Regions from separate parts of the Mus musculus genome. Here region 2 is linked to region 1. The links are chromatin loops, found by intact Hi-C in ENCODE. Cell type or tissue: left cerebral cortex. All regions are shown on one strand. Links, peaks and the distances in the headings refer to the core of each region. The heading gives the core; the rest is flanking DNA. Region 1 has its middle 42 kb from the start of Gm33892. Region 2 has its middle 97 kb from the start of Gm33892.

The links. Hi-C counts contacts between places; a loop is a spot of excess contacts. Peaks named below come from ENCODE experiments on the same cell type or tissue, not always from the same donor. Only the 100,000 strongest peaks of a DNase experiment are listed, where the experiment ranks them.
Region 2: it touches region 1 in a loop (2.3-fold over the local background); 4 of 42 quality-filtered maps call a loop at or near these places.

The regions. Positions count from the first base shown.
Region 1 is chr10:21,527,939-21,530,860 of GRCm38, reverse strand. No RefSeq gene overlaps it. Among named protein-coding and RNA genes, the nearest start is that of Gm33892, 42 kb to the left of the region's middle. In left cerebral cortex, for the core only: a CTCF peak has its summit at 1,560 (motif pointing right); DNase peaks (open chromatin) are centred at 1,550 and 2,257.
Region 2 is chr10:21,473,071-21,475,992 of GRCm38, reverse strand. No RefSeq gene overlaps it. Among named protein-coding and RNA genes, the nearest start is that of Gm33892, 97 kb to the left of the region's middle. In left cerebral cortex, for the core only: no CTCF peak of the experiment used is centred there; a DNase peak (open chromatin) is centred at 1,483.

The sequences.
Region 1 (2,922 bases), core at 95-2,594:
TCCTACTGCTGGGACCCTTTAATATGGTTTCTCATATTGTGGTGACCCCAACCATAAAATTATTGTTTTGTAGCTTCATAAACTGTAAGTTCCCTACTGTTATGAATTGTAATGTGAACATGTGATATGTAAGATATCTGATATGTGACCGTATGAAAGAGTCATTTGACCACAGGTTGAGAACCACTGGTGTAAAGGGAGAGCTTCATTGAAGGCACATAATGGTCAGCTCTGCTTAATTACTGTGAAGAAAACAGTATCATAAGAGGTGATGTCATCTAAATTCCATACAAATCCTTCCAGATGAAACAAGGGAGATGCATGTCTTAGGTGCTTGAAACAGAGCTACAGACAGGGCCAGGAAGACAGGAATAATGAGCTCCCAGATCTGCTGGGAGGAGACAAGAGACAGTCAGCTGCCTATGGCTGTGACTTACTTCTCACTGGGACCAGTTTCACAGGCAGGACTTCTAAAGCCGTGAACACTGAAGTTCTAGGACACCACAGACTCAGTTCTCACTCATTAGCACAACGCTGGACCAGGGTTAGATGTGACAAAGCCCAGAAACTGCCAAATTGTTTGTACAACTTCTAATTTGACGCTCCCCTACCTTTACAGACGTTGTTATATTTTTAATTCCTTCCTCAGCTTATTTGGCTCTTAGAATTGATATGTAAGATAACCTCCTCATTAATGGGGGAACAGGAATAAAAACAAGAAACTCTAATGAATCCTTCTTAGCTGAATTCAGTGTGTGTGTGTGTGTGGGGGGGGGGGGGGGGTTAAGAGCTCTTTGGTGAGAGTTTTTCCTCAATTGAATAATATATAAATGCATCACTTATAAGACCACTTATAAGTAATCTGTGTGCTGTATCCTGGAAGACTTTAAATAGAATTTTTAGCATGTTTTCCAGGAAAGCAATAGACAATTAAAGATGAACAGTTTCTTTGAAGATCTAGGGAAAGTGAGTGATTGGGCCGAGCTCTCAGGGGTCAGACAATGGAGGTGACCAGGAAAACTCAGCAGATTATGCAGTTGTCATTGTCAGACCCTTCCTGCCTGTCACCTTAATCCTTGGGTTTTGGATACTTCCCTAGTGCAGTTCATTCTTCTAACAGAGAGGGGGGACTACCCCAAGGGTAAGCACGGATACGATGCCTGGAAATCCTGACCACAGCAAGACCGGGTTAGGCTCTGTCAAGCCATTTAAGTCTCGATGAAGATTTTTTAAATGTTCGATAACATACTCATACCAAGTGAACAGGAAGCAGACAGGTTCATCACAAGTTCAGCTTTCAACCCACCTCTTCCCTCTGCCCTTCAGTGTGAGACAGTCTGCAGGACTTAAACTGAATTTCACACTGTGCCTACTCACATCTGGGCTCCCCTACCCACACCGGGGTTCAGTTCTACAGCAAGGTCATTGGACAGTGTATAAAACATGAGTACAAGTCACAGTTCTTCTGCATCTAATGCCAGGATCTCTAATCACAGCAAATCCTATCTCTGGAGTTTATAATCTCATTGGCTTCTTTCAGTGCTTCTCCAGGTGGCCAGTAGGTGGGGGACAGGAGACCCTCAACATCACAGGCTGAGAACGCTCCTGTGTTCTCAGTAGCAAACAGGCTTAAGGGACAGTGTGACATCGAAGCAGATGGAGTCAGAGCTTTAGTCATCGCCCATATTTTTCTACTTTTTGTTTTTCTTTTACAAGCCAAGCCAACTGTGATATTTGAAGTAGATGTCAGCGGCCAGCTAAGTTCTCATATTAAGGGATTCGAGTGTCAGTGCACATAATCTAATGGGGATGCTAGCATCCCAGGGGCAGTGATGGAGCTGGGAGTGACTATCATGGGGTTAGATCTCATGGGTTGGGAATGATATCACAGAACAAGGAAGATGGCTAATATTTAGTCTTGAGAGCACACCTGTATTTCCTGGTTTCTTCATAAATAATAAGACTCCTGGAGTTGAATACATTGGAGGTAAACAAGTTCTTCTTGCAAGATTCCTCAGAGTCTGTAGTAAATTTACCTGCAATTCTCTAAGGAGCAACTTCACTGTCAATCATGTTCCTCACTGGGCTGTGATACTTGGTTATTTTGCTGGATATTTTGTTACCCACTGTTGGATACTTTCATTTCACTGTTTCTTTTTTACTATTAAAGAAATGTTAAAACAGACACAGCTGTGCAGATTTGCATATTTCTGAGGATGCTTTTTTGATGAGCCCCTAAAATTAGAACCGCTAAACGAGAGTACATGCAGTTTTAATTTTTTTTAAGTTAGCTAGATATTCTTAGAGTGTGTCTTCAGAAGGATTATGCTAAATTGCATCGGAAACAACTGCACTTAGGATAGCAGCTTGATTCTGTCCCTGGAAACCTTGTTGTTTCCAGACTCCACACTATCCCACTGGAAGTTCAGATGCCTGAGCCCCTCTGACTCCAGCAGACTTTACTTTCTCAAGAGCTAGTTTTCTTTCTCCATTCCTTTTGGCTTTGCATGGCCCCTGTGATTTTTCACAAGTTTATTTCAGCACATGAACTCTAGAAACAACTTGGAGATGTGTAAAGATTGAAAAAGAGTTTGTGTCTTTGTGACATGGAACTGTATCCAAAAATACGACTTACCTTTCTGTGTGTGCTTTTACTGGTCGGTGAGGAATTACATCATATTTAAACACATCTTGCACAATTATCTCTTACATTATTACTAAGTGTTTTATTCCTTCTCTCTAAAAAGGGAATAGTAAATATTGTAAAATAATTAATTTATTTAATAATACATGTCTTGGTAGCATTTATTATTGAATTTTGTATATGATCATGTCACTTTCAAGTACCCACTATTTTATTTCAATGTTTCTATTTTTATGCATTTTAGATTATTTTTGTTTAAGTACATTGGTTTAGTTAAT
Region 2 (2,922 bases), core at 245-2,744, 55 kb after region 1:
ATACGGCCCTACAGGTTCAACTTGCAGCTGTTCTGGGGCCTCACAGAACTCCCAAGGTTCCCTCTGAAGCCAGCATCATCTCAAACACATTTTCCTCAGTATGGAGAACTTTCTGCTCGTTAGACATCAGTTCATGTGTCCTCAAGGATGCTACCTGCCATCCTGAGCTAGCTGGGAGTGCTTGGCCACACCTTCACACGTGACCTTGTCCCTCTCCTGCAGCGCTCAGTGGCTCCTGTGACTGTATTGTTGTTTGTATGGCTGCATAGCTGTGTTCCCAAAAGACACCTAAGCTCTCATGAAGACAATGAGCACATGGCTCTTTTTACTGCGATTTTCAGCATCTCTCGTGGTCATTGACTCACTAAAGTACTGCAAGAATATTTCTTCACTGAATGAGTTCTTTAAATGAATCAATACAAGGTTCTAAAGTTTTACTTGATAGTCTCTAAAATACAGCAGATTTGTTTACCCTGGGTACTTATAATTCATATGCCAAAACCAAGTATGATCAAATGCCTGCTTATGCACATGCACACACACACAAAAGACAGACAGACAGACAGAGAGACAGAGACACGAAGAGAGAGAGAGAGCTTTAATGTGTTTCCACACAGATCTTTAAAAACACTTAACCAAACAAATTAGTTGCAGTTTGAAATTTACAACCTAAACCTTAATTCCTAAAGTGAAAACCATGTGTACATAGTTAAGCCACACATAGTGTCTTCCTGAATAGGAGTTGCTTGTAGAACTCTATATAAAGATCTCATCTCAGGAGTAGAAGTATGTTCACTGGAGTTACCCTGCATAGAATATATTGATATAACAGTAAAGGAAAAAGTATTTTGTGGGTGCAATTGAGAATTACTTCCTACACTTATTCTGAAAAACATTTATTTTTTTACATCACAATATAATTTTTCATAAGCACTTGTGTGATGAGAATACATAGTCTTTTAGGGACATTACCCATTTGATTACTTTCTCTTTCTGACAAACAAAATATAAATGGCAGGCATATAAAAGTATACAAAATAAGCCAAGTAATAGATTGTTGTGGATTGCTGTTAGTATTTTCTGCTCCCTCAAGAGAGTGCCTGTACTCAGGGGAGGTCAGGTGAGATCTTAACTGGTCGGGTAAGGCTAGAGCCTGTGATTGGGCAGTGGAAGGGAAAGGTGTGGCTGGGAGTTTTAGAGAGGGGAAAGAGGAAGAAGAAAGAGAGATGAGATGGAGGATGGAGAGAAGATGGAGAAAAAAGAAGATGAACCAGAATCAAGTGACCTGGACAAGCTGCAAGTAGCTGCGGATTTCATAGATGGGCAATGGAGCGTTGTAGAGTAAGAACATTTGCCCCATCTAGCTGTGCAGCTTGTATTTATATCAATTGGGTTTTGTGTTCTTGGAGCTGCCACCATTTTTGGGGGTGGAGATTTACTGCTATAAATCTGGTTGGTATGTTACAAGTCTCGAGTGTTATCATTTCACGGGGCTAAGGAGATCTGAGCAGGCAGCATCTGGCTTTCTGCAGGCTAGCCACAGGGGAATGGATGGCCTGGGAAGTGTGAGCAGCTTGGCAGCAAGCTGGCAGGCGGGAATCCAACGGGAACTAGGGCAAGACCACCGACTTAGCCAGACTTAGCGAGGTTTGATTTTTTTTTTAAACTACATGCTATAATACATGCATAGCCAAACGTATTCCTTCCTTGGTCTTCAAGTAAGAAACCCTACTGAAATGTGAGAAATCCTTAAAATGTTTCCTTTTTTATTACTAAAAGGGTTTTTAAAATAGGTTTTAAAGGTCTGGAGCTTAAAGATCTACTCAAGCAGTTAAGAGGAATATGGGCTTTCCCAGAGGATCCCAGTTCAATCCCCAGCACCCATGTGGCACCTCGCAACTGTCTGTAACTCTAGTCTCAGGGGATCTGACACCCTCTTCTGGCCTTCTTGGGCACCAGTTACACACATGTGTGTATATATGCAGGCAAAACACTCATACACATGAAAATACACAAGTTTTTTTAAAAAAAGATTTTATGTAGAAACTTCTTTTTTTAATTTTTTAATTAGGTATTTTTCTCATTTACATTTCCAATGCTATCCCAAAAGTCCCCCATACCCCCCCCCCAACTCCCCTACCCACCCACTCCCACTTCTTGGCCCTGGCGTTCCCCTGTACTGAGGCATATAAAGTTTGCACGACCAATGGGCCTCTCTTTCCAATGATGGCCGACTAGGCCATCTTCTGCTACATATGCAGCTAGAGACACGAGCTCCGGGGGGTACTGGTTAGTTCTTATTGTTGTTCCACCTATAGGGTTGCAGATCCCTTTAGCTCCTTGGGTACTTTCTCTAGCTCCTCCATTGGGGGCCCTGTGATCCATCCAATAGCTGACTATGAGCATCCACTTCTGTGTTTGCTAGGCCCTGGCATAGCCTCGCAAGAGACAGCTATATCTGGGTCCTTTCAGCAAAATCTTGCTAGTGTATGCAATGGTGTCAGCGTTTGGGGGCTGATTATGGGATTGATCCCCGGGTATGGCAGTCTCTAGATGGTCCATCCTTTTGTCTCAGCTCCGAACTTTATAACTCCTCCCATGGGTATTTTGTTCCCAATTCTAAGAAGGGCAAAGTGCCCACATTTTGGTCTTCGTTCTTCTTGGGTTTCATGTGTTTTGCAGATTGTATCTTGTATCTTGGGTATTCTAAGTTTCTGGGCTAATATCCACTTATCAGTGAGTACATATCTGTACTCTCTCCTCCCCCAGGTCAATCCATTTGCCTAGGAATTTCATAAAATTCCTGAGTAGTAGTCCATTGTGTAAATGTACCACATTTTCTGTATCCATTCCTCTGTTGAGGGGCATCTGGGTTCTGGCTATTATAAATAAGGCTGCTATGAACATTGTGGAGCATGTGTC